3 separate regions of the Mus musculus genome follow, and regions 2 and 3 are each linked to region 1. A link is a loop called in an ENCODE intact Hi-C map of the cell type or tissue named here. Cell type or tissue: heart. All regions are shown on one strand. Links, peaks and the distances in the headings refer to the core of each region. The heading gives the core; the rest is flanking DNA.

The links. Hi-C counts contacts between places; a loop is a spot of excess contacts. Peaks named below come from ENCODE experiments on the same cell type or tissue, not always from the same donor. Only the 100,000 strongest peaks of a DNase experiment are listed, where the experiment ranks them.
Region 2: it touches region 1 in a loop (3-fold over the local background); 8 of 42 quality-filtered maps call a loop at or near these places.
Region 3: a loop joins it to region 1, with 2.0 times the contacts of the local background. A loop is called at or near these places in 3 of 42 quality-filtered maps.

The regions. Positions count from the first base shown.
Region 1 is chr13:103,205,424-103,216,041 of GRCm38, forward strand. The region is part of intron 1 of Mast4 (microtubule associated serine/threonine kinase family member 4); the gene reads right to left. Among named protein-coding and RNA genes, the nearest start is that of Gm30050, 110 kb to the left of the region's middle. In heart, for the core only: no CTCF peak of the experiment used is centred there; a DNase peak (open chromatin) is centred at 6,218; H3K27ac peaks cover 774 bases.
Region 2 is chr13:103,328,859-103,339,476 of GRCm38, forward strand. It overlaps Mast4 (microtubule associated serine/threonine kinase family member 4), which reads right to left and starts at 5,634. Exons shown (of 29, transcript NM_175171.3): 1 at 4,978-5,634. The coding sequence starts at 5,334. In heart, for the core only: a CTCF peak has its summit at 5,132; DNase peaks (open chromatin) are centred at 5,043 and 5,673; H3K4me3 peaks cover 2,783 bases; H3K27ac peaks cover 1,669 bases; H3K27me3 peaks cover 2,785 bases.
Region 3 is chr13:103,259,871-103,270,488 of GRCm38, forward strand. The region is part of intron 1 of Mast4 (microtubule associated serine/threonine kinase family member 4); the gene reads right to left. Among named protein-coding and RNA genes, the nearest start is that of Mast4, 69 kb to the right of the region's middle. In heart, for the core only: a CTCF peak has its summit at 3,909; no DNase peak of the experiment used is centred there.

The DNA.
Region 1 (10,618 bases), core at 1,845-9,844:
CCCCACCTGAGCAATGGTGAGCGCCTCCCTAAGTGGCCATCTCTATCCACTCAGACTCTACTAATCCCAGAAAACTAGTTAGAAACTGCACACAACACAATGAGGATGCTAAACATCAAACTTTATGAGCTGCAACCAGTATTTCTCACAACAGAGCCAGGGCCTTAATTCACTCATTTATTTGACAAATATTCATTGAGTTCCCTCTACTGGAACTGCCAGGCACCAGCCTACGTGCTTAGGACACACTGGTTTAAAAACAAAACCGAAAAGAAACAACAGAGACGGAGATCTCTGCTCCCTGGGGTTTATAGTCTAATGAAGGAGGCAGACAATGAACAAATTAATAAATCACATAATGTCATAGGCACAGTTAAGAATAAATAAACGTGTGAACCAAAACCCACCTAGATCCAGGCAAATGGGCCTGGCTATTCTAGAGAGGCCACTGTGAACTGGTCCATGAAAGACCCACAGGAAGATAACAACCAATGAGGTCTTAGAATGGCCCAAGGAATTAACCTCTTGGGTGTCGAGGGGAGAATTTAAAAGAGGCTCCAAACATCCATGAGGCACCATATTCCTGGCACATTGAAAGGTAGGAAAAGCCTGGCTAGAGCAACATGAGGAGGGAAAAGTAAGGGTGGGTAATGTCTGAGAAAGAATAGTGTAGTGTGAGGGCACTGGCTCTTACTGAGTCCACTTGACTGCCATTTTGAAAGGATCCTTTTGGTGGCTCTGTTTAGTACAGACCACCATGGGGACAAGGAGGGAGAGCAATGGAACTGGGGAGAGACTACAACAGTACAGGATGATTCATTAGGAAAACCCTAATCCAAAATGCTGCAAAGCCCTCATCGTTTTAAGCATTGACATGGTACAAGCCGAAAATGCCAGCTTTGGCCTTCTGTGACAGTTCACAATCAACCCCAAGGACACTAAGAATACTGTTTAACATTGCCTGCAGGTTCTATGAATCTCATAAGTCAATGTGCTTCTTTCTGCAAATATCTTACTGTTTTTCCAAGATGTGAAAAATCCAAAGGCATCAGACATCCGGTCTTGACTGTGAGCTTTTACTGGACTGAGAGACAATTAGGGGATTACTAAAGCATACTTCTGGGTGTTTCTAAGAGGGCATTTTCAGGGAGAATTAACATATGGGAGAACAAATGAGAAGAGGCTCACACTGAATATGGCAGCATTGTACAATAGGCTGAAGCCTCAATGGAATAAGAGTGCAGGAGAGGAAGGAAAGCCAGCCAGCCCGTGCAAGCTCCGTTCTCCCTGAGAGAGAGAGCATCTGCTGCTGTGGCCGTCATCTACAGACACCAGATTCTACATCCTTCTATCTCTCAGTGCAGTCTCACGCCTCTGACTCTCCAGGAAGTTTTCTTTTGTCGAGAGAAGGTTTAGGGAGAAGGTTCAATCTTGGACTCAGATGATATCCCACTATCTGAGGCAGCCAGCTTCTTAACCTGAGAAATTACCAGGTGTTCTGCCTCGATAGCTTGAAGGCAGTCGTTGTTGGACTTCCCAGCCTGCAGCATGTACGTTAGTCCAATAAAAACTCTTCGTAATTGTGGGTTCTGTTCCTCTGTAGAATTTTAACTAGTATACAGGGCCGAGAATGTTGGCTGAGCTGCTCACCCTATACTCTCCCTAAAAGGGAGTTATGATTTAAGCCATAATGGTAGCAGCGGAGAATATAATAAGTCACCAAGATCTGGCTGTATTTGAGGGTAAAGAAACAAGAAAATTGTGCAATGGCTTGGATATGAAATATAAAAGAATAGCCAGAGATTATTTCAACATTGTCTGAGAATCTGGACAAAAGAAGCAGCCGCCACTGGAAAAGAGGAAACCAGGGGAATAGCACCAGGAGGTTCAGTTCAGGACACCCAGAGATGGAGGTGCCTCTGAGGCATTCAGGCAAAATCACTGAGTCAACAGTTACATACAGCTGTCTGGAGTCTTAGACAGGTCAAGGCTAAAGATGCACACTTGAAGGCCGGGAGCAAATAGGTTTGACCGGTTTACTAGATGAGGTCACAAGGGATTGGGTGGAGAGAAACAAGACTATATACACCTGGCCTCCTCGGCATTTAGAGATCAGGGAGGAGATGAGAAACCAGCAGAGGATAGTGGGAGAAAGCCCACAGTGAGACAGGAGTTTGAGATTTCCCGAGACTGAGGGAGAGCCACACCAGACAAAAGGCCCAATACTAACTGTATCACATAAAACCATGTCTGGGAAACTATTGTTTTTCAGAGCTCAGTGGCCACTAGAGGAAAGTCATATGTTTGATAACATAGTGTCTATGGAGAAAGATGAGACAAGCCGTAAAGCTTAACTTGGGACAATCTAGAGCAGTGGTTCTCAACTTTTCTAGTGCCATGACCCCAACCATAAAATTATTTTCATTGTTTCTTCATAAATGCAATTTTGCTACTGATATGAGTCATTATGTAAATATTTGATATGCAGGATATCTAGTGTAAAAGGGTCATTTGACCTGGAGAAAGGGTTACAACTCACACACTGGGAACAGCTGATCTAGGAGCTGAAAGATTTGAGATGATGAGTGAAAATAAGTCCTCAGAGGAATTCAACTGCAATGAAATTGTGGTTATCTGTGGGAGAGTGGGAGCATGGAAGATTCTAGAAGATGAAGACATATGATCAGAAGAGGAAAATGGGATTGCATTTTGACCAGACAAGCAAAAGCAAAAGAGGACACACAAAAAGGGCGTGAACCTAGACAGAAGTGTAAGGAGTTACCTGGGGCAGCAAGCAGGGAGAGAAAAAGATGTAGCAGTGGAAGAGGAGGTGGGCCAATTCCTCAGAGGCCTCTTCTGACCATACCTCATGGGCCTCCGTGTCAGTTTCATCAGCCAAGAGTACAGGGAAAGAGAAATGCTTCAAGCTCAAAGAGAGAAAAAGATGAAACAATGGAACACAGAGGAATGTCTACAACTGACCCTTTCTTGAACCAGTGGAATTCCCAACTGTATTCTAAATACATTACCTTATGCCCTTCATTATGGTTCATAACAGCAAAATTACTGTTATGAAGTAACAATGAAATTAATTGTATGGCTGGGGGGTCACCACAACATGAGGGACTGTATTAAAGGGTCACAAGCACTAGATGAGCATACCCCTCACCCCTCACCCCTCACCCCTCACCCCTCACCTCTCACCCAAGCAGTTCCTTTTTGCAGCTGATAGGGACCCCAGCAGAAAACCAAATCTAGTAAAAATGCAAAATAATTGCCTTTTGGAGTGTTCAACCCCAGTGGCTACATCTACAACACAACCCCTACAGCCAAGTGTTGGGGACCTTCACAGAAGAATGGGCAGAGAGATTCTAAGAGCTAGAAGGTCACAGCATCTGCTGTGAAATAGTGCCTTCTGTACAGTACAGGGAAGCTGCTGTCATGGAATATCAACAATATGGCTGCCTCAACAAGACCTGGACAATGGCAACACCATCTGAGATGCTCATGCAAATGCAGGGAATCTCACAAGACTCCACTCCCAGATGAAGAGCTATATGAAATTAATGACTGTGGAGAGAGGGAGATGATCTTCCCCAGAGATGAGACCCATATTTAGCTATCTAATACCAACTATTCAGCCCTAAAACTACATACATAGAAGGAATACTAAATGGGCTTAGCGGGTTACATTTATATATGTATGCACACATGTGACAGTTATAAATAAAGAAAAAGGCAATGTAATAATAAGGCTTTGAAGGTGGAGGAAGGAGAAAGGGGGCATAAATTGATAATGGAGGATTACAGATGGTCAAAGTATATTATATATACATGTACGAAACGTCATGACACGGTCCAGTAGTTTGCACAACTGATAAATGTTAATAAAAATGGAAAGGAGAAAGTAAGGGGAAGCGAGAAGATGGGTCAGCCATTCACTGCACAAGCATGCAGGTCTCAGTGTGATCATCAGAAGCTGTAAGTCAAAGTGGAGTAAGCTTCTAACCCCAATGCTAGGAAGATGGAAAGAGGGGGAAGCCCCTGGGGTTTGCTGACCAGCCAGCCCTGCCTATGTGGTGAGTTCCTAAAAAGTTAACAGACTAAAAAAAATAAAACAGAACCACCACCAAACAAACTTAAGAAAAGCCAAAGAATCATTAAAAAGATAAAAGACATTTAAGGATTAGAATATAAAGAGGAGAACAGCTGTTCCTGGAGAAGATCAATAAACTACACAAATCTCTTGCAAAGCTCATTAAAGAGAAAAACAGAAATTTCACAATGTCAGAAATAAGAAAATGAATATAGTCAAAGAAACAAAGGAGACCTAAACATGTACAAAGAAAGACGTACAATGTTGCAAAAGAAAAGTTATGAAACCTTGGAGGAGAGAGATGAGTTATGAGAAAACCAATTATCAAATAGGATTCAGTACGCTCTGACCATTTAAGTAACTACAATGTTAAGAGTAAACAAAGTGCTGACAGTGACCTTCAATCTAGGACAGGGAAGCTGCACATGTTACATCCAATAATATGACTGTCTAAACAAAACCTGCCATCTTGAAATGATGCTAGAATTAGCATGTCATTTTAACATATGGGAGGAGTCAGGTTTCCTTAGGGCTGTGGCTCCTGATAGGCTGTCCACATTCCAGTAGGTACCCCTAGTCCACACATACTTGGCAGCACTAAGTGAACTCAGCAGGTTTTTAAATGCTCATGAAATTGGGAGTGGGTGAGAGGGGGTAATGATAGACTTTGGAGGACAGGGAGTGAGGGCAGATTTGATTAAAACATTATATGCATATATGAAATTCCTGAACAAGAAATATATTAATTTTTAAGGTATAGAGAAACCAAGGAGTTTGTCATTTCACTTTATAAAGCTCAGGATAATTATAATATCTCAATTTGAAAAAAAAAAGGACACAAGAAATGACAATTGATCACATGTTTAAGTAGAAATAAAATATCCTAAAACATTCACCAAATCACATGAGGGAAATGGCATCCCGCAGAGAGCCATTTGAAAAAGGAAGCTGTCATTATTGCTTTGGACAGTGAGCTTTGCCAACTGATACAACCTCAATCAGTTGGAAAACAGTCTCAATGGGGAATTATCTACATTAGGTTGGCCTTGAGGAAGACTGTAGACAGTTATCTTAATTCAATTAGCTGATATGGGAATATTCCGCCCATTGTGGGCGGCACCAGTACCAGGCAGAGGCTCGAACTATTTAAGAGTAGAAAAGTCCAGACAGACAGAGCAAGCAAGCATGAATGTACTCATTTCTTCGGCTCTAGATTATGGATGTACTTAAGTTTCTTCAGCTCCTGTCACTGACTTCCCTCCCTCCTCTGATGGACTGTATACGGAATTCTAAGTTAAATGACCTCTTTCTCCCCTAAGTTACATTCTGATTGGCAGCTTTAAGGCAGTGTGTCAAGCCCTTAGGTCATTCCTTGGAAAGGCACTTGCTAGAAGACAGGGCAGCCATAATAATGTCATATAACTCCACCAGAGCGAGCAGCAATGGCAGATCCCCTTCTTCACACTAAGCCAGCCACACTCCTGCTGTGGTATGTACTGTGCACCCTAAACAGGTCTTAATGGAGCCTCAGGCTCACCAACTACGAAAACAGCCTTAACTAAAAAAGGCTAAGAGGCCAGACATGGTAGCACATGTCTGTCACGCCACCATACTGAGAATGGGTAAGGGGGATCCCAATGTTAAGGCCGGGCTGGACAACATAGTAAGACTTTGTTTTAAAAAAAAAACCAAAAAACTGAGGAGGAAGAGTAATCAACCAATAAAATTCAGGAGATGTGTCAGAGAACAGAACCTGGTTTAAGGACATTGGTAGTGACCTTGAAAACTATGTATGTAACCCAGGAAGGTAATAATGAAAACTTAAATACACTCTTCAGAGAGTGTATTTAGATACTGGTCCCTCCAACTGGGCTCCCTTTTTTCCTACAGCTTCCTCACCAGGTTGGCTGGTTTTAGTCTGTGTGTGTCGTGCCACACCACTTAAACCCACAGATTCTGAGAGAGTCTCTGGAAGGGCTTTTCAAAGCCATACCGGATGTGTACAATGGCCAAGAGCAACAAAACACCGTTCCAGCTGAAATGTCGTCCCGTATGTCCCAGTAAGAGCTCAGGGACAGAGGAGGGCGAACAGCTGTGGGGAGGTGGTGGGAACCAAGCCTACACACACAGTCTCATGGCCTCTTGGCTCCCCTCAGGCACTTAGCAGCACCCTGTTCAACAGGGACGGCCGCCAAAGGATGATTCAAATCCTAGCAGGAAGAGAGAGCCATCTAGGAAGGTTTTATAAACACGAAATGAGGGAGATTAGGATCACTCTCCACAGTACTAAACTGAGGCCCAGGCAGGGGGACACATCAGACTGGAACACTCGGGAGATCTATTAAATGCTACCCAACCTCCCCAGGGAGATCAACGCACAGTCACTCGGAGTGAAGAGAGAAATTTGTTTCTGAAGGCTGTTTTCCAACTTGGGAAATTGAACTCTATGCTTTGGAATCCCAAGAGACTGTACGGCTGGGGCTGCAGTGGGTGTAATCACGTGTCAAAATTAATCCATGGGATCTGCTACTCACCCACAATGCCCTAGAAAAAGATTCAAAACTAAAAGCAGCCAAAGGAGCCGTTGTTTCTGGGAGCTGTGAGCATCTACTGCTTCTATGAGATATTAAAGTATTCACTTTTGTCCTTAGCCTAGGTAAGAAAACCATTTAAAGAAACATTCGCACGACCAGCACCCCACCCCCTACATCCTTCGAATCTGCAGGAAACAGCTTTCTCTGAGTCAGCATGCCAGACATTTGTACAGAAGTGAATTCTTTCTCACTGGCTTCCAAATCCAGGCACACAGAAGACTCTTAGAGTACCTGGCTATATCTCCTAGTCCAGCCTAATGCTTCAAATTTCAAGCTCCTCCCCCCTCTTCGAGGGCCTAATGAATTCTGGAAACCTCTGCTTTCTTCAGACTTAGTCGTGCTCATACCAGGATGTGTCCTGTAGGCGGGACAATGTCTTCTTCAGTTGTGACATCCATTTACTATACTAAGAACCAACTGATAGTTGACCAACTGAGAGCTGGCTTGTTTTGAATTGCCCCAAAAGATACGAGAATGATACAACCCACAAAGGTAGCATCAGTCCTGATTATGCTGCCTTCCCGTACTGATTAGTGACAACAAGGTGATGGCCCAAAAGAGATATGGTGTGAGCAGGTCCTGAAGACTGGTCTGTGGAAGGGTGACTCACACTCAAACAAAGAATTATACTAACAGCTATGCCCTAAGGAAGCTCCCATCTAATAGCCAATACTGTTTATATTGGCTGTAAATAGTGGCGTAGAATCCGGTTTCTGTCATCTTGTAAATGCTGACATTTTAGAATGAAACTGCCTTTACTCAAGCTTTTAAACACCCATTGTTACTTGAATATCAGTGATTTCATACCTAAGAAGCATATTTAAAAATACATGAACGACCTTTTCCTTCCCTCCCTCCTGTATGTAGTTCCAGTTTCCTTCCCTCTCAAATGTCTATTTTCATCCCTTTTCCTCCAGAGAATTTTACCCTGATGCAATCGTTTTATGCTTTGAGGTCTTTATTGATCATGTTATCTTATTTCTCTGCAACAAAAGTTAGAAAAATTAACATTTTTATTTCCTATGATCAAATGGTTTTAAGTGTTGAAAATTTCATGTGAATTTAGGTATCACTACAACTCTTAGTACAACGCAACTTAACAGACCTTGTAATAATTAAAGTGGCAATGCATGTTTTCTCAATGTGCTAAATAAGGATGTTATCTTTTCTCTAATTGGTCCAAATATCCATGAATGAGTGTTTTTTTTTTATGATAGAATAAGAAATTTTCCCACAGTAATCTTATCCTCCCCCTTTTAATATTAAAATATCTTACTCATAAAAATAAACTTCACAGGCATCAAAGTATTGTATCACTAGTATTTAATTCTTTGTGGTCCTTACATTTCTGCCCCTCAAATTACAGTGATTAAGTAAAAACTTACATTATCATTTGCACTTGCTGACAAACTTTTCAGAGTCACCCTCAACTTTATTTTTAAAAGAATTTGATTTGCAAAAAGATTAACTTCCGTGTTAATATATTAATTAATATATATAATTAATTTCTCAACATTGCAAGGGTATTCCGATTGTCCTTGTATCTGGTGCCCTTCCGCCAGGAAAAAAGGGTTAACTTAGAGTGGCAATCTGCACAGCACAGGTCTGTAATCCCACATACTCAGGAGACTGGAACCAAAAGCTTTAAGGTTCAAGGCCTGTCTGGACTACAGTGCAACTTAGGGAGGTCCGCTCACATAATGTCAATAAAAAGAGAGGGTGATGGAGGGATGGTTGAGAGCTCCAGACTACAGGTCTAAGGTAGATTGTTTCTTAGAATTTGGAAGGCCATAGGTTCAATCCACTATGAAGTTGGATCTTGAAAGGTAGCTTGGTTCCCGGTTGAGCTAAGGCTAGAAACCCTAGAGACCCTGAAGGGACAGCAAGAGTTTTGCCTGTTCCTGGGCACCAGGCCTCTGTCACTAGCCACAGCCCCCCCCCCCCCGCCATGGATTTGTGGGTTTCAGTTATGTAAAGGCAATGTCCCAAGCCCCTCCATATGTAGAGGATGTGACCTATGGTCATGTAGGCTCAGGACAGATCTCTATTTTAATGAGGTATCTAAAAGGCCTGGAGGGCTTAGCCAATCAGCTTTCCTTCCCAGACACACCTCCCTGCAAAAGGTATTTAACCTCAGGCTCACCCTGAGAAGTGGGCTATGGTTTTACTCAGCCACTTTCTATCATGACAATAAATGCCTTAAAACCATGGACTGCCTCTTTTCATTGTGATCTGCTGTGGGGAACCATGGAGAAGGCCTTCACCTATAGAGCTGCTGTCTAATCTCCCGAAGAAGGAGCCTCTCTGTGCTCCCAGCCACAGCCGCCACCAAGCCAAGCTCAAGCCCACCGCCAGCCATCAAGCCAAGGACTCTCCCCTCGGGACCAGTGTTCCCCTTCTCCCCTGGCCCCAGGCTAGATCCAGCCTGTGGGCCCTCACTCCATTCTCAGCTCTTCTGCAGCTTCCAGTGGTGCCTGGATGTCCCAGAGCCTGAGAACCAGACAGCCCCCCCCCCCCCCCCCGCCTTGTCACAGGCCCCGGGACCCTCAAGCCAGCTCTATCTGTCCCATGCCTCAGTCTGTGCTTCCCACCCCTTGAGCAGTATCCCAGGGCTTCCCTAGAGCCCAGCACATGCCCAGTGATAGCTTGGGGGAAGTGTGGCCAAAACTTCCCACATCCTGGCTCCCCAAGAGGCCATGCCCTATAGTGGAGCAGACGTGGGACTCCTACAACTCTACACTACATCACACACACACACACACACACACACACACACATAGAGAGAGAGAGAGAGAGACAGAGACAGAGACAGAGAGACAGAGACAGAGACAGAGAGAGAGGTTGGATTTGATCTGGGCAAGGTAAAATGATATATATGTAATACTTAAGTTTTTATTGCTAAGCAGACCTTTGTTAAGAAATAATGTACATGGACGGGAGATGGGCACATGAGACCCCTGTCCTCCCTAAGGAACTATGAGAAGCTGATGGCTCCTGGGGGAGGGAAGAGTTATCTATATTCAAGAGTTAGGCTCCTGGGAGGTTGTGTGGACCCATACTGCAGGAGCAGTACTACTGGACTTGGGTTTTTAAAGGGTGGATAACTGCATAAACTCTGATTAAGCACCAGTGCTTTGGCGTGAGTCTTCTCACTGTTTACTAAGATTTACAGCTCTGGGTCTGGCCATGTGCTGGCCTGAGTGGCTTTACTATTCTCACTGTACAACATTTTCTATTTTCAAATTCCTTAAAATGAAATTATTTTGATTTTTATTTAAAAGGGAATGAGGATGAGAAAGGAACATGTTGTGGGTGTACAGGAAGAGTTGAGGGTAGGGTAAACAGATATAATGAAACACATTGTACAAATTCATGAAATGCTCAGAAAATATTTTTTTTAAAAGTGCACAGAGAAGTTACAGGACTCAAAGGTGTTCTACAGCAGCACTCTCCAGGGGCCCAGTACTACTTGAAAAGTCATTGTACACCCAATCCAGGTGACACACAATCACATTTGTTGACTTCAGGGACCAGGATGCCAGAGGCCCGAGTCTAGATAAAAGACATGGATTCACAAAAACAGTGGAGAAAATGAAGGTGGAGGAGGAGTCAGTCCTGTACTGGAGCAGAATACAGAACACGCCCAGCAGACATAGGTAGAACTCCAACCACCAAGCAATGACTCTCTAGTGACCTGAACTGAAGCAAGTGTGCAAACCAGGAGCAAGCGTGCAGGAGGTGAAGTGTGCGTGGTCCAGGACGAGACTTAGGGGAAGAGGCAAAGGGGAACAAGAAGGCTGATCGAGAAGTTCCCTTTCATCGTCTTTAGATTTTAGATTTTTGAAAATATGGAGATTTCACTTCCAGTGGGGCTTGGCAGCAGAACAAAATGAATGCCATCTGGAAGACAAGTACAGGCCGAGGTGAC
Region 2 (10,618 bases), core at 1,191-9,190, 120 kb after region 1:
AGGTGCCTGGCTTCCTGCGAATACAATTCTCATCGGGTCAGACTTCCTTGCTTCAGGCACTCCAAATGGTTCCCCGCGCCCTAGCATGAAGTTCTCAGAGGCCTGCACTACTACCTGCTCTTTCAGACACCTGCTCCCTGCTCTCGCTTCCTCCCTCCATGCCACTCCGCTGCCTTTGGTGGCCACCCTCTCCCCTGCTCTTCCCTGTCTTCTCCTCCACCTAACTCCTGCTCAGCTTCAGCACAAGCATCCTTTCCCAGCCTCAGCTCCCACACGCACGGAATTCCAGGATTTGATCACATAACCCCTTCACAGCCTGTGCCTCGGTCGCCACCTTTGTCTCCAGTTAATTAATAATCACCGTGTGTTTACGTCTAGCTCCCTCGGTACATGAGCAGCTGCATGATGTTGAACCCATCTCTGTCCAGGATGACGACGCCCCAGAGCTGGACTATATAGATATTGCTAGGCTGACTGCTGCTTTAATCTCGTGGCGCACACTGAAGTATTGAGTCAAAAAGTAGACTAAATAATAAATATGCCAAGATTCATGCACTTCCCTTTTCAAATTATGTAGCTTCTGTGATTAATAAAATATAAAGTCTATGAAAAAACATGGCTGAGATCATGGTTTCCTTTTGCTGTTTATTCTCATAAGCAATAAAAACCAGAAACCCATCCATTATATTACTGTTATGTGGGGAACCCCAAAACACAAATACCCTCAAAGATGTTAGAGGCACCCCTTCCAATCAGACAGCATTTAATAAAACACTTTAGAGACACCCCCTAAGTGTGCTTATAGTTAATAAGGGACACTATTTCTCAATTTTTGTCAATAGCATAAGTCCCTTGGTATAGCAGAATACAACCAGCTAACATGCAGTAAGTTGGCAAGCTCTTTAGCTACAGAGTTCCTTCGGGCCATTCTGAGTTTACAGTGTCTCTGGAAGTTTCTGATTCTAATACTCACAGTGAATTATCAAGTGTCCCTGGTTTGACTTTGTTAATTGTACACACACACACACACACACACACACACACGTCATAATACCTCTTTTCTCAGCCACAAGGTTTTTGTTTGCCTATTTGTTTTAATAGCATAGGGGTCAAGAGACTTATGCATCCTATTTCACAACAGACAAAACAAATGGGCACACAGTCACCCTCAATCAAACACATCAGTAGTTTCAGAGACTAGTTTTCAGAATTCACATTGCTTTGCGAATTCGTTGACCATCTGTTTACTAAGTTCCCATTCATTTACTAGAAGTGGGTGCTAGGCATCCCAAGGTTAAAATTCCTGCTGTCTGAACTTATCCACCACCAGCTACCAAATGGTGACCCCACTGGGATCATAAGGTACTGTGAGAAAGAGACGCCCTTAGAGCTTTGGTTCTCACCTGCCTAGTCCTTCGACCTCTCAATACAGTTTCTTATGCTGTGGTGCCCCCAACCATAGTCATTTTCATTGTTACTTCACAACTGTAATTTTGCTACTGTTATGAATCATATCGTAAATATCTATGTTTTCCTGATGGACTCAGGTGACTAGGTGAAAGGGCAAATTGCATAAACGTCAGGGAGGTAAGTCCTCCAAATTACGATGTTCATCAGAAATTCAGTGTGCCATCCCTCAACATAGAGAACCCCACATCTACAGACTGGCAGCCAAGACACAAGGCAAATACTGGGGTGGGTTTCTTTGCTTGCTTATTTCTTTGCCTTAAACAAAACAAAGTCACCCATCAGTGCTGAATCTCATGGTTTTAAGTACAAAACCATTTGGTCTGTAGCTCAGTGATAAATGCTTGCCCAGTGCATGTAAGACTGTAGATTTTATCCCCACACCATAGGATAATAAAGGCAAATTAAAATTTTAGAACTCTCTCAATGACAACATTCAACATTTTCATTTTTAGAACACCAAGGTCCACAGGTCTGACTGAAGTGTATAAGACTTTATGTTTACGTGTGAGACAGACTATGAGACAGATAAACACTGTGACCTTCAAAACAACTTTAACAAAGTTATCAAACAAAAATAGCACTGGAGTAATACGCTAGAACCAGAATTTCCTTGCATTTGAAAAACAAATACAGTGAGTTGATATTTTTAAAAATTCTTTGGGGAAAAAATTAATCTCCCAAGCTACACAGCAATTTTAAAATAGAAATGAATGTCTTGTCACACTGTGAGTTGCTCTTAAGCTTTTTAATGTTTTATAGTCTGGGCCCTTGCTACAGTATAACTAAAAACGATCACCAGGTGATTTGTCACCAGGTGATTTGTCACAACTTGTCCTAAGATGAAGAGAAAGAATCCCAACTTATTTCAGGAAAGGGGGAGTAAGCTGAGGGCAAGAGAAACAAACGCCTTAGCAGTTAAGAGCAACTACTGCTCCTGCAGAGGGCCAGAGTTCAGTGCCTAGCATGCACATCAGGTGGCTTACAGCTCCTTGTAACTCCAGCTCCAGGGGTTCCCGTGCCCTCTCTGGACTCCCAACAGCACTTGCTCTCGTGTGCACAAGCATACACATTATTTAAAAATAATAAATCTTTTAAGAACGGGAATAAGAGCTCGGATTCTCTCGAAGTAGACAGTGTGTGAGTTACACATTAATGAAATAACAAGTCAACCCAAATTTGAAGTTCGATTTCACCATATTTTATAAGCAATAAACATAAAAGTTAATGTTCGCTGATACTTGGTGCACAATATCAGCTGCTATGCTGAGACTAAATCAGATGATGTGTACAGGTGTATACAGAATGTCTCTAGTGCTATTGCTATTACTCCCATTTAGGAAGTGAGAAAACTGAGGCTGACAGAAGTCAAATGGCCTGTAAGCACACATGATCAATGTGACAGAACCAGAAGTCAACCCCAGGTATTTCCATGAACGGGGGTGTTTTTCAGTCTGTCATTCCTGAACCTTCTGGCACAGTAATTTAGTGTGTGCTTTTCCTACGGAAAAGGGCAAGAGTTTTTGTTAATTCCTCAAAGCCGAAATTCCACAAAAATCACAATCCCACAATTCCATGCAGTGTGCCACATCAGTACCAGGGTGTGTCCAGGAGCTTTTACACCCCCTCATCAAGTTTTAAGTTTTAACCCTTTCTGCTGCTGGGGTCAGGGAGTCACATGACTTTCTTCGGGTTTTGCCTCAAAATTTCCCGGGCCAGTCAAGACTGTGCCCCATCATCCCCTGGTAGGCTAATTCGTGCCACAAATTTCAGCCCTGTCTGTTGGCATCCAAATCTGAACTTTCAAAAACAATGACCCAAACCACTTGGCCACTCAACTCGGAAGCACAGAGTAAGTTTCAATCAACCAACCTTCACTGCCTTGCCTGGAAAATAAGATATCATTATATCCACTTCAGAGAAAGTAAGACACTGTCACTCTGGGGTGAGGTGATAAGTCAGCTATACAATCAGGACCAAGAATGAGAACTTACCCACCCCCATCCCCCACATCTTCAAGACCTTGTGAATGCCATGTTAGCTATACAGAATCGTTAGACTAGGACAGCCAGTTACCCAGAGCCAACATGCTACATCAAAAGGAGATGTACCCAGGAGACAGCACTACTCTCTGCCAGCTCCTAGGGTGAGTGTGATGTTCAGCAAACTCCTGGACTATGACTTAACTCAATCTGGAACTTAGAGCTACCCAAAATTCCAGGCCAGAAACAGCACTCGTGTTGGAATGAACTTAACCTTGAAACTCTCCACTTTTAACTACAGAAGTGAACTTCTAAGGAAGGAAATGCATCCAGGTCTCACAACTCAGGAGCCAAAGAGTTCTAGAAAGCAGAGTTCCAGGCACCTGCCGAGATCCCTGAACTCCCACAGCATCCAGAAAAGGATCATGGCCAGAGATTTGGCCAACCACCAGCCAAGGCTCCTTCCATCTTTGCTTGGCTAGAACTTGCCTCTGCAAGATCCGGCCTCTACTTCCAGGCTAGATGCCCAGGGGGCTAAAGCCAGGACCCCGGGCTCTGTTTACTTCTTCTAAGGACAAAGGCAATTGTTTCCTACTGCTAATCCCAGCAGAGACCGGGGAAATACCAGTCTGGCACGGCGGAATTAATTTCACACGGAAGACTACGCTAGGGTCATGTTTTATTTATGGTCCTGTCTGATCAAGATGATTTCTCCCACAAGAGATGTCCAAAGCAAACAATCTTAAAGACTTGGAGAATCTTCCTTTCCTGTCTTCCAAAGTAAGAGGGGAAAGGGGCGGAGGGGGGCGGGGGTGAGAAGAAAACCAGAGATAGCAACCTAGTGGATTACAAAACTCGGTGTGTCAGGAAGAGACCGATAATTTTTGGATGCACAGCCTTCGAAGAAATGAGGCTAGACAAAGTCCTCTGAACAAGACACATCCTATCCAGATTGGTGACAGCGCTCCTCTGGACACTGAGTCCAAATAGGAGCCGGCGCGATAGGCTTAGCATGGGGAATCTTCCTCTTCCCCAGGATGAAAGGTGAAGCGACCACCAAAACCACCCACGGGCGACTCCAGCGTATTCTGGTCTCTGACACCCCAAGAAGCAACTCCACAGTCACCACTCCCACCAGCGTCAAACGCTCCAGGTCTCCCGCTCCATCCAAGACCGCAGTGATTAGCGATTCCCACGTCTAAGAATCTGGATATGAGTTGTGGGGACAAGCCAAGCTTTCAGATCACATTCAATAGCTAAGGACCCAAGCAGATACAGACATGAAGGGATCGATCGGCTCAGTGACACTTCCAAAGCACACGGTCGGGTAGCCCATGTAGACAAGCGCGCGAGGACAACCACTAGAAGTCAAGGACCCACAGAGTCTCCTGACAGTCACTATCCCAGGCTGTAGCAGAGCACCTTTAGTTCCCTCCCCTCTCCAAGACACCAGCGCGCACGCAAAGGGACCTAAAGGGCCCCTACAGCCGGGACCTGGAGGGTGTGGGATGGGACAGACTGAGCCCACCTCTTCATCCTGCTCCTCTTGGGATGCGCTGCTGACCTGGGGCACCGGCAGCACCGCTCCTCCCGGGTGCGGCAGCGGCAGGGTAGGGACTCCACGCTCCAGAGCCACGCGCGCGGGAGCCCACGCGGCGGGTAGCCGGGTTCCCAGGGCGCCGCCCGGCGGCCGCGGCGGCTGCGACCTGCAGGAGAAGCGGCTGGGCTCCCCTTCCTCCGACAGAGTTTCCGAGCCAGAGGATGACTCCGCTGAGGAAGCGCCCTCCGAGGACACGGCTGCCGCCGAAGAGACTAGGGTCCGGGCGCCGTGTCCGCTGCAGCCCCGGGGCACGGGCTCAGGCGCCTCGGAAACTTTCTCCCCCATGTCCCTTTTCGGCCCAAAGTGCCGTCCGAGGGGTGGCGGTGCGCTCGGCGCCTCCCGAAGAAGCCCCGGCTGCTCTGCTGTGTCTGGATCGCGCTGCGGCTCCCGGGCTGCGGGGAGCGCCGCCGGCGACTACATGACAGAGGTTGGACCACAGGAGCGCGTCGCCAAGTTCACTGCCGCCGTGGCTCGGCTGCTGACATGGACTCCCGCGCGCGGGGCCATGCCCACCGCGATCGGCGCTCCGCGCTGCGCCCGAGCCGCCGGGACTGCGGCTTCTCCCGCTAAACCTGCCTCCGGGACGGAGCGGAGGAGACGGGCAGCCCGCGGAGCCAATGGCAGCGCAGGCGCGCTGGTGGGCGGAGGCTGCGGAGCCGCTGGCCGCGCGGGCGTCAGGTAGGGGAGGTGGGGCCAGGAGCGGGCCACCCGATCCCGCGGGAGCTCTGGGTGCGCGGGGCAGCCCCACGGCGCGGGGATCCACAGGGCCGACGCGGAGTCCGCGGACTTAACTCGGTCTGGGACTCAGAAATGGGTGGGGGAGTGGCCGTCTGTCCTTGGGACGTGGGTGGGAGATGGCTGAGTGAGGCGAGACCTTGGAGAACCGGACTTTTAGTCTCCAAAAAGTGAAATCGGGGAAATTAGGCGGGAGGATTCGCGTGAAAACGGAAGCGCGCGGCCAGTCACGCGCAAACTCACGCTCCCACCCGTGTGCAGAGAGCGAAGTCCGTGGTGGGTGGAGAGAGGGGATCCAAACGCAGCCCATCTCCAAGCCTCTTTCTGGATAAACCTCTTGGGCCTCAGTTTCCTCAAATTGTAAAGGGAAGCGTCAACACCGATGTTGTCTGGCAATAAGACTAGATAGAGCAAAATAAAGTGTCAGCAGAGTTCCCGGCTTGGACACAAGCCAAGGTCTCCAAAGATGATTTTTCTGTATTTCTGCTTAGAAACTAAAGTTAAGTCAAAGACACGCGCTTGTGACAAAGGAAGGAAACAGCTGATGCTCTGTGTTTAGGACCAGGCTTTATCAGAACGGTCTTAGCAGCTCTTTGCGGTTCTGCCGCTGGGCTAAGGGACATTCCTAACTGGCTTTCTCTAGCCCTGCATAGGCACAACGCGGCCGACCTGGGGCCTCATTTTTCCTTTCCTATAAGAACAAGGAGAAAGAGCTTCCACCAAAGCACCAACAGAATAATCACCTTAACCTTTGTGGTGTCTTGGATCTGCTGGGAAGCCAGTGCGGAGTTAGGCAGCGAGAAATAAATGAGTCCTACTTGCCTTCAGCTCCAGACCCGTCTGAGCTCCACACCGTGACCCGAGGTATAAATTCAGCCAGCTTCCATTCCACAGACGTTGATTGAGATGTGTGCCAGTTGGTTGCAGGGGATACAAAGATGAATACGGCAGGTCTCCTGCCCTTGAGGAGCTTGTGGTCGGGGGAGAGATTGATATTGCATAATACCGCCTCATTATTCATGTTTAAAAGCTCTGGTAAGTGCTACAATGTGCCGTGGGAGAAGAGGGGAAGAATTACACCGAAGCCATTGCAGATCTTCAAGCCGAGGAGTCCTCCAGAATTTTACATTTCTCTCTGTCAGAACAGGTCTGCCAAGGGTCCTTGAGAAAAGGACTGGAGTTGAAAGCCCCGTTGGCTAATGAGCCCTTTTATGCTACCTTAGTATTTACAAGTGATAATGGGGGCGGGGGGGGGGGTGCTCATCTAGTCTGGACAGGCGGCTTTGTCCTGAATACTTTCCGACTGCCTCTGAAGAGGGAAGCTGTAGGATGTGACCCTCTGGCTGTGGATAGCTGTCAGAGTTGCATTGTGACACTTCAGAATGATCCAAAGGGAAGGGAAGACCTGCTGAGGTAAAAGGACATTCAGGAGACTTAGCTAAGTGGCAATGTAGAGGCTGAAGAGCGCACAGTGGGGCGGCCTGAATCCACCCCCTGGGCTTCACAATGACTTCCCTCCTTAGAGTACTGGCCTTTATCTGAGCCCCTATGTGGTTGATTCAGCACAGGGGAACTGAAATAAAGATTTAAGCAAGCCATTCACATCAAAGAAGAGGAGGGATTGCCTTCTCAGTTCGGGAAGGGTGCAACAAGGACATGGTTTGAATCCTAACAGCTAAAAAAATGGCAGTTCCTAGAGCCAGGGCTCTCCTGCGCTAAAGGCCTCAGAGTCCTGGCAGAAACCGAATGAAATACTTTAGGGATGAAGACACAGGCCAAAGAGCTGGTCAAAGGTCACACAGCAAGTGAGCAGTGGCTCTGTGGTTGGTACTCTGAAGTCTGCCTCTCAGAACAGTTTTTTAATCAAGGATACACATATGTGACTACTAGACTATAAATAACCACGGAAAAGGAATATTGTCGCCTTGGTTCATTATGCAAAAAAAAAATTTCCCTTTGGTCACATTTTTTTTTTAACTCACAAACATTTATATGACACTATGTGCCAGGCAACATTTTAAGCACTGTGCAAAAGCTATTATATACTCAATCCTTGTGTTGATCCAATAAGGTAGTGACATTTTTTTTTTGGTCTTGTATTACATCTGTGAAATACTGAAACCTAATGTTAACACAGCTAGCAAGTGTTAGAGCCAAGATTCAAAACTAAACAGTATTCATGTTCTAAACCTGTCCTTTTCTAAGTCAAGTACTAAATACTATTTGTTAAAATTACAAACACTGATCCCAAATAAATACATTTTACATTGCAAATTGTGGTACACATATATGCACACAGATGCAAAAAAAAAAAAAAAGCCAGTTTGTGATTTAATGCCTTTGTTTATAAACAATGCAGCCTGAAATTTTTATTGAATTTGTCCAAAAATAACCAAGACAGTTGTGAGTTACTAAGTGGGATTCACCCTCTTCAATAAAGCACACTCTATCATCACACTTGACCACGTGTGTCTGAGAAGGATGACGACTATAGTTTAAGCTGAGTTTCCAGATAAGAACCGGACAAACTCAACACCACACGACTATCAATAGAAGAGGGTCAGAAGGTCAAAATGGTTCCCCGAAATTACCCCAATCAGGCACAGAGGCAAATCCTTGGATATGGATAAACTGCTGGACCCAGGTCAGTTTACATGTCTAAGTCCTGCAATTTTCCTATCTTATTGAAATATAAATTCCTTCCTATCTTATTGAAATATAAATTCCTTCCTATCTTATTGAAATATAAATTCCTTCCTATCTTATTGAAATATAAGTTCCTTCCTCTATGACTATCTCCAAAAGAATGTTTCAAAAATGTCTCCAGTGTTTGATACTTTGGGGCCTGAGGAGAGGGAAAGCACACACACACACACACACACACACACACACACTGCAGGAGGAAATTAAAGACACAGTCATGACACCTGGTAGATAGTAGGGCATCCTCATATGAGGAACCATGGCATCCACAAAAGATGGTCGAAGCACCTGGCTCTGCTACTCCCAAGGGCTTAGCACCCTACCCACCACACATATGTCCTTTGTGCACTTGCATCCGATTTCTGTGGCGTGCTCCTAAGTGATGGAGCCATGGCCTCTGGAGCTATGTGGTCTCTCCCTGGCTCTGCTCTGTGGGTAGGGCCAGGTGAGAATGTCAACTCTGACTGGCAGATGAATGATGTTCTAATACCAAGGCATCGCCCGCGTCATCGACTCCAAATGCTGTGGCCTTTCTTCCAGGCATCAGGTTTAGGGCTCAATAAAATAGAAATCAGGTCTTCTTTCTGTAAAATGAGATCATCATAAACTCAGAATGAACCTTTTTTTGCAAAATCACAGTTAATATGTTCCTAACTATTTAATGCACTGCAACTGTTAAATATCAGCTTGTCCTATGAAAGGTGATGGATTATCTACTTTTTCTGGGTTAGTTTTATATGAGCTGTTAATGCTGGGCTTTGCTTCTTCCATCAGGGTGAAGAAATGCAGTATTAAGAGAGTAGCATTGACCAGAAGGCAAGTGTATACACACACACACACACACACACACACACACACACCACATACACACACTATACACAATATACACACAGCACAGGTAGGGATGGGACCTTCCTCTTCTCTTTTGTGTCTAGGATCTAAGGAAGGAAGGATTGCAGTACAAAGTTCCAGAAGGTGAGTAGAAATTTTTTTAAATCTTGGTAGGAAAGGCCTGGGAGAAAGGGTAACATGTATTGCAGGTATCAGGGTCTCTCACCTACAAGGTGAAAAGGGTGGAAACTCCAGTTCTGTTAGCGAATAAAAGCACACCTTTGATGAACCAATTGTCTGCAATCTGATCTATTGCATGTGTGCCAAAAGATCACCAGAAAAGCAAAAATGCTGGTACCCACCCAATGGTGTGGGACTCTGCATTGTTATAGAACTGCCCCAAGTGAATAAACCTTGCATATTTGAAGGCTGAGGGACTGTCACAGATGACCCTCATTTGAAAAATCAAAGAGATGTTGTAGGAACAAATTGCATGCCTCCATGGGACTCAGATAAAAGTGACTTAACTGCAATTGGGGCTCCCTGGATCTTGTTCTACTCTCCTGGAGATCAGCCACCTTGAGGCAGCTTAGCAGCTGGACAGGAATATGCATGAGCTAAAAACAACTGGGAAAACTGAGCTAATGCAGAAACAAGCCACAGACAGCGTCCCCAGAGGGATTCTGTTCAAACAAGAGCCAACATGGTGACCTACTTCCCACAGAAGATCCCCACCTTTTGTACTGGTCTTTCCAAGATGAGTTGTCACATCTGGGATTTTTGGTTATACTTTCAGCATGAAAATGCGCTTTTATTATCACTCTTCAAAAAAAAAAAAATTGTCCAGGACTCTCTGCTTGTTGAGGTAATAGAAGACAAGGAAAAAAAATGTAGTCACTCCTTTTTGTTTAGTGTAGTGGTTTGCTTTCAGAGTCAAATACTTTCTGTCTTAAATAGGATTTCCATTGCTATGAAGAGACACCATGACCAAGACAACTCTTAAAAAGGACATTTAATTGGGGCTGGCTTACAGTTTCAGAGGTTCAGTCCATTATCATCATGGTGGGAAGCGTGGTAGTGTGCAGGCAGACATAGTGCTGGAGGAGCCAAAAATTCTGCATCTTAAAGGCAGCCAAGAGAAGGTTCTCATTCTACACTGGGAGGTGCCCGAGCATAGGAAGCCTCAAAGCCCACCCCACTGCCCCCACCCACCCACCCCACAACACAGTGACACATTTCCTCCAACAAGGCCACACTTCCTAACAGTGCCACTTCCCATGGGCCAAGCACATTCAAATCA
Region 3 (10,618 bases), core at 839-8,838, 53 kb after region 1:
CTGCATTTGACAGTTTTCCTCACACAGCAAATCTGATGTCCTTTGGGTCCCCTTACAAAATTATAAAAACCGTGTAGTAAACATTTTAGTGTTTACCCGGCACCATGCACCGTGCCAAGTGTTTGGCATGAATTGGCATTTAGATGTCATAACACCTTGGGACCAGTGCTGTTAGTGTCCATCTTTAACACAGAACTAGACCCTGAATTTGTGGAGTGTTGTGGATGGCCCTGGTGACGCCTGTATTTTGATGTTAATTCCTCTTTCCCAGGAGGGGATGTCTGGACCAAGGAACTAGTCACATACTCAGGTGACTTCTTGTGATCCTTCCCTGAATGAATAAAGGGACCAATCACTGAGCGAGTAGGCGTGACTTTAGGGTTGGATGGAGGAAGAGAGGAAGCAGGAGAGAGCTCGAGAGGACAAGATGTAGCTACTAGTGTCTCCTGGTACCTATGGCAGATCCGCCAGAATTCATCACCAGAGGTTTTAGATTTAATATGGCTTACAAGATTTGGATTATAGTTGTTGCGCCCCGTGACTGAATTACCATTGCTTCTGAACTAAGTTTGTGTGGTGTTTTCCTTCACGAGGCAGTTCAACTGGGTCCCAGAGAGAAAGGTATGGCTGCGGCAAAGCATGGGTTTGCCAGATGTGCACCACAAAGCCTGTGGGGGATTTGAAGCATGGGGCTGGCATGGTAGTGACCCGCCAGTGGGAACTTAGTAAGCTGGGTGGAGAGGTTTTGGAGCTCTGAGTCAGAGTCTCCATAAGATAAGAACTGGCCAGTGAGAGTGCTGGGGCTGAGACTAGCTGGGTGTAGCACAGGAACTTGCTTTTTTTTTTTTTTTTTTTTTTTTTAATTTCCCACAACAGTAGAGAAATTTCACTTTGGTGCCAATGTCCTTTCATCCTAGAACCCATTTCTAGCATGGCATCACTCCTCCACCCCTCCAGCCCTTCCTTACATGGCTGTGTACTCCGTGTCCCTCTTACAGACCCACATTCTCAGGAAGGCTTCTCACGTCAGGTACGCCTCACTAGAAACTTCCACACAGACCAACCCAGAGGTGTGTGTGTGTGTTAAGTGATTCCATAGCCCATCAAGTTGACAGTGAAGGTTGATATTGCCATGTACTTAAGTTACCAACCCAGGGAGAAAAGCCATGTTCTTAGCCCTTTCCAAAAAAGCAGGGAGATAACCTGGGAGATGGGGTTACAAACAGCTTGTGTATGTGCTTCAAGCAAGGAGAATCAAACGCATAAGCTGGTAATTAAGCAGAGGAAGAAACGTTCAAAGAGGTTCCAAGTAAGACTTGCTCAGAGGGAAATAAAATCTGTACAAGATGCCACTAAATGCCGGAGTTAACTACTACATTTAAGTTTCCTGACCATGGATATTCTTGCCCAAGTAAAGAATGTAGTGCCAGATGTAAAGTTTATAATTCTAATTCCTCCTTTGCAATTCCTTAAATCACAAACCTTGATTCCAACCTGTGGTCTGGCTTGTGGTGCAGAGCCCTGGGTCAATTCACTGATCACATTGGGTGGCTTCTTCCTTGACATTCAAGGGGAAGATTTCCCTTAATATCTGGCAAACAGAATTCAACAAAATATGCAGTCCAATATCCTAAGCATGAGGGGGAAAAGCAAATCACCAATTGGGATGAAATTCTCTTACGAACTTATCTCACTGTTGACAAAGGGTGGAGCTGGTCCTCAAAGTGTTTAATCTGGGATGAATAAATGTAAAGGAATTACATTTTGAGAGCACCAATAGGAAGCACAACTGTCACTTACTGGAGAACCAAATAAGAAAAGAGAAAAAGAAACAAACAAAAAAAAAATCAATTCTTCTTGGCTATTCACTTAGTGGTGGGGCCCATTCCAGAAACTGAGGCATGGAGTGAAGAGATCAATGAAGCCACTGGTGGTGGTCAGCAGTGAGGTAGGAACTGAGCAACAAGAAAGGAAGAGCGAGTTAAGTCACAGCTCAGAACTTGCACGGGGGAGTCAGGGAGTCGGTCACTTTAGACACTGCTCCCTTGAAGCATTTGGGATCTCGTACAGGTCACAAAGGATGGGGACAAGGAGAGAACATGGGTGGACAGAAATGGGATAATCAAAAATTGTCACCCAGCTCATATTAGACTGGATCTCATGAGAAATGAAAATAATAATAATTTAAAAAAAAGTGATCCCCTTATGGAGCCAGATGCTGGCATATTTAGTAGAATCCATTATAGTCCTGGGTCTGTGGGGGAATCCTCCACAGAGAGAGTGAGTGTGCTGAGACAGAAGTCCCTTATAAATCAATGTGGTGTTTGCATAGAACATACACCACCCTCCAGCTCACTCTCTGGATGTATACATGCCCAATAGCCCAACGTAGATTCTTACCCTCGTTTCTGTTACACCTCATTACAAGCATCACTCACCAGGCCCTTTGACCAGCTGTGCCAAAAACCATTCTCCAAACTCAACTCTTGATTTCTTGTAACACTGACTACAGCACAGTGTTTATTAACACTAGGAACAGGATAAGCAGTGTTTATGCTGGATTATTTAGGGATTGACGAGGGGAAGAACAGAGGCTATTCTGTACAGACGTGAGGTTTTTCAAGCATTTTCAATATGCACTAGGTTGAATCAAAGGGAAGAAAAAGCATAGGCCACTGCTATGGAGAGACTACTGTCTTTTCCCAATGGAGTCGTGAGCTAGAAATGAAATCTGAATGGAGAACGAGGAATGAGACAAAGGTCTGTACCTCTTACATCATCCCCTAACCTTCGTATCGTGTCTTCCCACTTCCAAACTAGCTCTTTTTTTTTTTTTCAGAGTGAAATGGGTGTTCTAAATACAACATAACCAGAAAAAAGATAGGCTGAAAACCTCCCTCGTCCTCATTTTTTTCACAACCCCAGAATATACTCACAGCACAAAACAAGTTGCTGGCCTTTGCCCTCTAACTCTGTTGCCTGACATGTGGGTATACACATGCCTGCTGCATGCTCTCAGCCTACACACAGTCTCTTTCCCACAAGCTGGGTGAACTGTCCCACTCTGAGTGTCCGTACACACCCCCAATGCTTATTCTTAACTCTAGCTTTTGGTGCATTTCATTATAAATGTCTGTTTACTCATCTGGCCCCTTTACCGGCTATGTCAAAACTTTATTCTGAAATTCCATTTGCATGCTGTAGTTTGCAAAGGGCCTCACATTTCTCAGTGCTGTTAATTTACGGGGGTTGGGGGGGGGAGAATACTATTTAAAATGATAAAGTCACAGCCACATGAGTTATAGGGACTTCTGCATCAATCTGTGGGCTTGTAAATTTTATGGAAAAACAGCAGCCCTTGAAAAGGAGAGACACTAAAGTGGTTTCGTGTTTATTTCTATTAGATGAGACACTCCAGCCAATTTCTCTACTAAATTAGCTTTCCTTGCAATGCTGCAGCCAACGTGATAACAACGGTCCCAAAGGCTATACATTTTAAGTCACACGAAAATCAAATGTGCAGGAATGAATATTCCATCTTGGTTTTGGCATACCACACAATTCATTTGGTGTGATTTGTGCAATTTCTCCCACACTGGAGTTTCCATAAGAGAGAAACCTACAGCAACATATAGATGATCAGATATGACATTTAAAAAAAAAAAAAAGATGAACCCCACCTCCCAAGTTGGCCAGAGCTGTGTAAACATCAGCACCATCACACACACACACACACACACACACACACACACACACGCACTCTTCAACAACACCCACGATAAAAGTATGGTCAACTTTAAAAGGCTCCATCAAAAGGACATTTGTAAACACTCTTGCCAACTTTAAGACAAGCACAAGGATTCAGGAGGGCAGGCCAGCAGATGAGCTGATGCCCCTTCTGGTCACCATGGGTACAACACACACTTGTATATAGCTCAACACAGATACACAAACTACACACCTCTTTCTTTCTTTCTTTTTTTCTTTTTTCTTTTTTCCTCTAAAAGTCTCGTGGACTGAAGACTTAGGTCACAGCTGGCAACTCCACTGAGAGACGCATAAGCATTAGTTAATCAACTTCTCAGGCCACTGTAACCTTGATGATAAACTAGAACTGGCATGCTGCTCACAGTCTAGAGACCTGACCCTAGACACATTAAAAGAGAATTTCAAGCAGGAGAAGCCCAGCACTAGTAATTAAATTCCTAATAAGAATCTAAAAATCTATCACACAACATACAAATTCCCCTTCTACCAGAGAGAGCAGGAAGAAACTTTATGGAATATTTTCTTTGTGTAAGATGCTATGTTAGGAACATGTGTTGATTTCCTTATTTCTTTTAAACATTTCAAAGGATTTTATTTATTTTATGCATGTGAGCGTTTCGCCTGCATGCATGAATATGTGATACATATTTGCCTGATGCCTACAGGGGTAAGGAGAGGGTGTCAGATCCTCTAGGACTGGAATTACAAATAACTGAGAGTAGACATGTGAATGCTGGGAATACAAAAGGGGTCCCCTGCAAGAGCAAGAAGTGCTCTTAACACCGAGCCTAGTCTCCAGTCCCAGTAGTTTGTATGGCTCAGATATGAAAGGTTCCTATTTACCCGCCCAAGGGCTTAAGAAGTGGATCAGCAGTTTAGAGTGGTCAACACATATATATGTTTGTATGTTCATATATACATATATATATGTATATGTATGTATGTATGTATGTATATATAGGAGGGAGGGAGGGAGGGAGGGAAGGAGGGACGGAGAAAGGAAGGAAGGAAGGAAGGAAGGAAGGAAGGAAGGAAGGAAGGAAAGTTTCCTCTAAAAGCCTCAAATATTGAAAACTTGGTCCACAGCTGGTGGCTCCATGGAGAGGTGAATGAAGCATTAGGTCACTAACTTTATCAGTGTATTAATCAATTGGTAAGCTCACATCTGAGTGGATTATTAGGCCTAGATGGAGAAAACTGATCACTAGATGCATGCCTTTGAATGCTTACCTAACCCCTTCCTTTCTTTCTTCTTCCCCTTCCCCGACTCCAAGCCACCACAGGGTGGTATCTTTGCTCTAACACACGCTGCTTGCCATGATGTTCTCTGTTATGGACAAGAACTAGAACCAACACAGCTAAGTAGCTGCGGGCTAAAGCCTAAATAAATCCCTCTTGAAGTTGTTTCCCTCGGGCATTCTGTTACAACAATGGAAGCATGAACACACCTAACAAAACTGTAATATAGGTACTAATATCCCATCCCACACTTCACCAGCAAGGGCAACGGAGGCTAAATAATTTGCCCCAAATTCCATATCCAATTGTTGAAAATGTGATTCACACCTCCTACAGCCTGTCTCCCAAGGTAGCTCTCTTAACACTCGCTCTATAGCTAAACCCTGCACTAGAGACATCTCTATCTAGTGCATCTCTAGTAAGCACCACATCACTGTCTCCATGTTTAATAGGTCTCCCGGGGTGGGTGAGATGGGGGAGCAGGGAGAAGGATGACTAAAGAAAGTATCGGAGAGAAATTTTTCTTCCAGATGCTAATAGCAACTAAACAAATCAGCAAAGGTGAGAAGCACAGCATGGATTAGCACTCTCCCTGGACCCAAGCACGTGCCTATCATCTCAGAACTGGAAAGGCAGAGGCAGAAGAACTGCCACAAATTTGAGGCCAGCATGGACTAGACAGTGAGCTCCATAGGCCAGCTTGAGTTACACACTGAGGCTCTAGCAATAATGCCCTTCTAAGAAATCATATTCTTACTAGTAGGTCTAACTTCCTCATTCATTACACAAGGCAGAGCTAAATAGAGATGCCAGGCCATTTAAGCAGAACATCACCATCACCCTCGCCACCAGACGCCAGCTAATGTTACCTATGGAAGGCCATATTAACCTTGACAGCATGCTTATAAAGGCAATGAAGACATCAAGCAGGCGACCAAGCTAAAGCCTGTGAAGGAGGAGAAGCCACTAACTGTCCCCACCACTCCATTGGACAAGGCTGCTGCTCTTTTCCTACAGAGTGCAGGGGTCCTCCAGTAGCTACACGGTAGCTTGTCTGCCCACAGATCTCAAAAGCTATTTCTTCCCTCAAAACGTCATTTCTTCCCCTTTCCACAAAAGTGCTCAACACAGAGACAGACAGACAGACAGACAGACAGACAGACAGACAGAGACAGCCATACTCATACACATATACGATAAAGCCACTATCTCTTCAAATATTGCTCTGTTTTACTTCTCTCTTTCTTTTCCTTTGGGCTCCCACATGAATGTCAAGTCCTCCTAGCTTATCTGAGCAACGGATGAGGAGATGGGTGGTTGGGTGGGTGGGTGGATGGATGGATGGATGGATGGATGGATGGATGGATGGACAAAGATCTTCAGCTCTGTTCTGCACTTCAGAAAAAAAAAGAAGTGAATGACTGAACTTCCAGCCTAAGTAATTCTCTTCTCGAGTGGCTTATCTTCCCAACCGTCCTTTCAGGAGTTTATTTTTATTGCGTCCATTTCTGGCTGTGACGATGCCATTTGTATTTTACAGTTTCAAACACTCTGGTAAAATTCTCAATTGCACCTTTTGATTTTTGAACACTGACCGTTATTTTAAGATTTATGCCCATTTCCCGAATTCTGTGTTCACCTGTTTCTGTTTTGGGTCCTTGGGTTCCTCTCTCCTTTGGAACACACCTTCTTTTCCACGTCCAATCACACTGCCTCTGTGACCTCATCTGGTCTCATTGGTGCTTTCCTGCTCAGTATCAATTGGACTGGATTTGTTACCACCCAGGTCATACGCGTCTGAGTGTATCTGTGACGGTGATTCCAGAGAGGACTAGAGGAAGTGTGGACCCACCCTATGAACAGCATCATCCCGTGAACGGATGTCCAAGGATGAAAGGGAGGTAACAAACAGGAGCGGGAGAGATGGAAGAGTGCTCACAAGCACTTGCTGCTCTTGCAGAAAAACAGTTTGATTCCCAGCACCCACATCAGACAGCTCACAACCACCTACAACTTCAGCTCCAGACGATCCAATGCCCTCATACGGTCTCCATAAGCATTTGCACATGCACATGTATGAGCAGACACACACAGTCACTCACAGATAGAAAATTGTTTTTTGGTTTTTCTTGTTTGTTTGTTTGTTTGTTTGTTTCGAGACAGGGTTTCTCTGTGTAGCTCTGGCTGTCCTGCAACTCACTTTGTAGACCAGGCTGGCCTCGAACTCAGAAATCCGCCTGCCTCTGCCTCCCGAGTGCTGGGATTAAAGGCGTGCGCCACTATGACCAGCTCAAAAATTTTTTAAAGAAAGAGAGAACAGAAGCAAGCTGAGCAGTGACATCCATGAGCCTCTGTTTCCTGACTCTTTGTGAGTAGCTGTCTCAAGCTCCACACCACTGTCATGATGGACTGTGAACGCAAACTAAGCAGAGTGAAGCTTTCTGGGAGGTGCTTTACTCAAATACTTTATCTGGAGCAATGAGGAAAGTAAGTAAGAAACCTTTCTGATGCCAGTGGCTTCCAAATAACACTTGTAGGCCCTCCGTAGGCTCACACTCTTAGAACTCATTGCTTAGCTATAAATGTCCATCTCGGATGTATTGAGTTAACATGCACAAAACTAAATTCCTGGCTTTTATCCCTTTCTCCAAAGCAATCGTCCACATACCTGTAAACATAACATACTCTTCTTACTCCATCTTGCATATCCTGGATCAGAGAAGTCATAACACACTCAGGCTGCAGCTGTCCCTCACCAGCTCTGACAGCCCCGTCCTGACAACTGTCCCTCGCCACTTTTGATAGCCCCCACCCTGACCATCCTCACTTACCACCCCCTGCAGTCTTCCCACGGGGGTCTCCTCCTCCTTCCCCTTGACTCACCACAATCTATTCTCAGCACAGGAGTCGGTGATCTCAGCACCACCAGCTAAGAACATCACCCACTCCTCCTTTGTCGAAACTGTCCATTGTTCTGTCTCTTCACTCAGCATACAAAGCTCTTAACTGGCCCAGGGGTCCTGCCTCTTCACTTCTCTGAGCTCACCTGCCTCTCTGTCCCTTGCTCACTATTCTCCTGCCACAGTTACCTCCAAGATAGACACTCCTTGCACAGCTCAGAGGTCAGACGCTCTATCATTCCAGGGCTCTGCACGTTCTATTCGTGTTCCTCAAACACCTTTTCTCCTTCCCTCCTTTCTTCTGGTCAGATGTCACATTTGCAAAGACTACCAATAAGTGACCTTCAAAACCAGCAACTGGTCCCATCACCTCCAATGTCCCTTAACCTTCTCTATCTCATTCTACTAACAGAATCATGACTTTCATGGGGAAGGGGAGAAAGAATAATCCAAACAGTATTTTTAAGTAAATCATCCCAGTGTCGTCAACTGGGATTATGTGCTGTAGAGTGCATATTCTGAGTACAGAGTTTTGGTCTTCCCTACTTAATATTCACAGTCTACAGGAGTGATGCATATTAGGTGCCCATAAAAATATGAAGTGCCAACCTCACGTGCAGGTCCATGTCTGTAACTCCAGCACTCAGGATGTTGAGGTAGGATCACCTCAAGCTTGAGACCACTGTGTCCTATAAAGTTAGAACCGATCTCAAAATCGAGTTGTAGATTTCAAGCTCTCGGGTGGCAGAACTGTTAATCTGTCCTGTTCAGTCCCTGAGATATCAAGGTGGCATGAGGTAAGTCCTGAGGGAGGGAAGGAATGACTACTGATTAACCTGAAACTGTGACCTCCATGAATAGAGGGCCACTCAAATTTCAAAGATAGGACTGTTTTTTCTTGCTGATTTACCCTAAAGGTACTAAAAAGTGTACAGGAGCAAGTAACTCATGCGCAATGCAAAGAACTCAGCAAAGAGACATCAAAGCCATCAAATACTCCACAACTAAATAAATATCTCTACTGAATCACCATTTTGTTATTGTGGTGTTGTTTGGGGTTTTGTTTGTTTTTGCACACACTGTAGCTAAACCATCTATGGTCACAGCCTAGATTTGTTCTTAATTTCTTCTTTTCATTATCGTTCAACAGATGGAAGCAATAAAAAGCAGCCAGCATGCTCAGCGCTCTAATTTCTAAGCTATAGCTCTTTTAAAATGACACTGTCCCTTCGACTTTAGAATAAGCTCCTTACATGCCCTAAGTGTGGCGTATTAAGAGCGCTTGAGCACGTTAAGAAATACCTAAGTAAACGAAAATCCTTGGCTGCATTACAGTATTTAATTAGAAAAGAAAAGGACGCTGTGGGACTTCACATGATGGAAGTGTGAAATAGAGAGCTCAAAATGAAATGATGTGACAGACTCTGAAGAGAAGTCTCTGCTCTCCCCACATCTTGATCGCCTACGTTCTGCTTGAGAAACTGAAGACTGCCGCCTAATTATTATGTCCAAAGTACAGCCCACAGACAGAGCCCCCAAGGACAGGAAAATAAATGCAAGGGGAGTAAGAGTAGCCCAGTCTGTATTTTTATGTAAATAATCCCATGATCAGATTGTGAGGAACACAGTCAATGCTCTCAGAGTGGATATTGTGGGTGTAGAGTTCTCGTTTTCACAATTTTACATTTAGAATCTAGAGGAGTGCTTGGTCCGTATTAGGTCCGTAATCTCTGATTACACGGAAGATCTGCTTAACAGGAGGGAAGTCACGCCAGGCAGTAGAAACCTAACTACTTACTCAGGGTTAGTGAAGTCATGGCTCTTGGAAGAGAACCTACAACGGCCACTTTACTAACGTCGCACAACCCCTAACTGCATTCTAACTCTATGTCCTTGTACCCACAGGTAAGTGTAGCTACCCCCTCAGCAAGGACATGTCTCTTTAGGATGGAGAGACACCATTACGGAAGACCACAGCTGATCCAAATGCAGATTTGTGGATCCCAGTCCCAACTATGACACAACTCCTGCAAACTAAGGCTCAGGAATCATTTTCTGGAAGAGGGAAAGATTGAAAGAGCCAGAGGATCAGGGAATTTGTTGCGAGATTGTGCCTCCTAGAAATATCAGAAGGGACACCCCCGAAACCTGACCAGCATGGCTGCCTCAACATAGCCTGACCAAGCAGGATACCACTAGGCATGCTAATGTGGAAAGGGAAGAGGTCAGAAGGCCTCAGCCTTAGACAAAGAAACTGCATGCAATGAAGGACTGCTGAGAGCAGGAGAAACAGTCTTCCCTAGGAAGGGCACATGAATCAGTTATTCAACACCAAATGGTCAGCCCTGAAATCACATATGTACAAGTTACATGGTATATACGGAGCAGGTTCTATTTATGCTTTTAGCAATGTCGTGCTATATATAGCTAGAGATATAGACATATAGATATCAATCGAGGAAAAAGAGACCATAAATTTGAAAGAGAGCAAGGGGTGGGTAATGGGAATATTTGTAGGGAGGGAAGGAAGAAATGGTGTAATTCTATTACAATCTCAAAACTACAAATGTTTAATAAAAATTATAATTCAGATGACTCCAGGAAGGAGAATAAAAGATTAACAAAAAGTATTTCTAATACAACTAAGTAAAAACACCACTAAAACCATACAAAGTATTAATCTCATGTGCATGTCTGTAATCCCAACATTC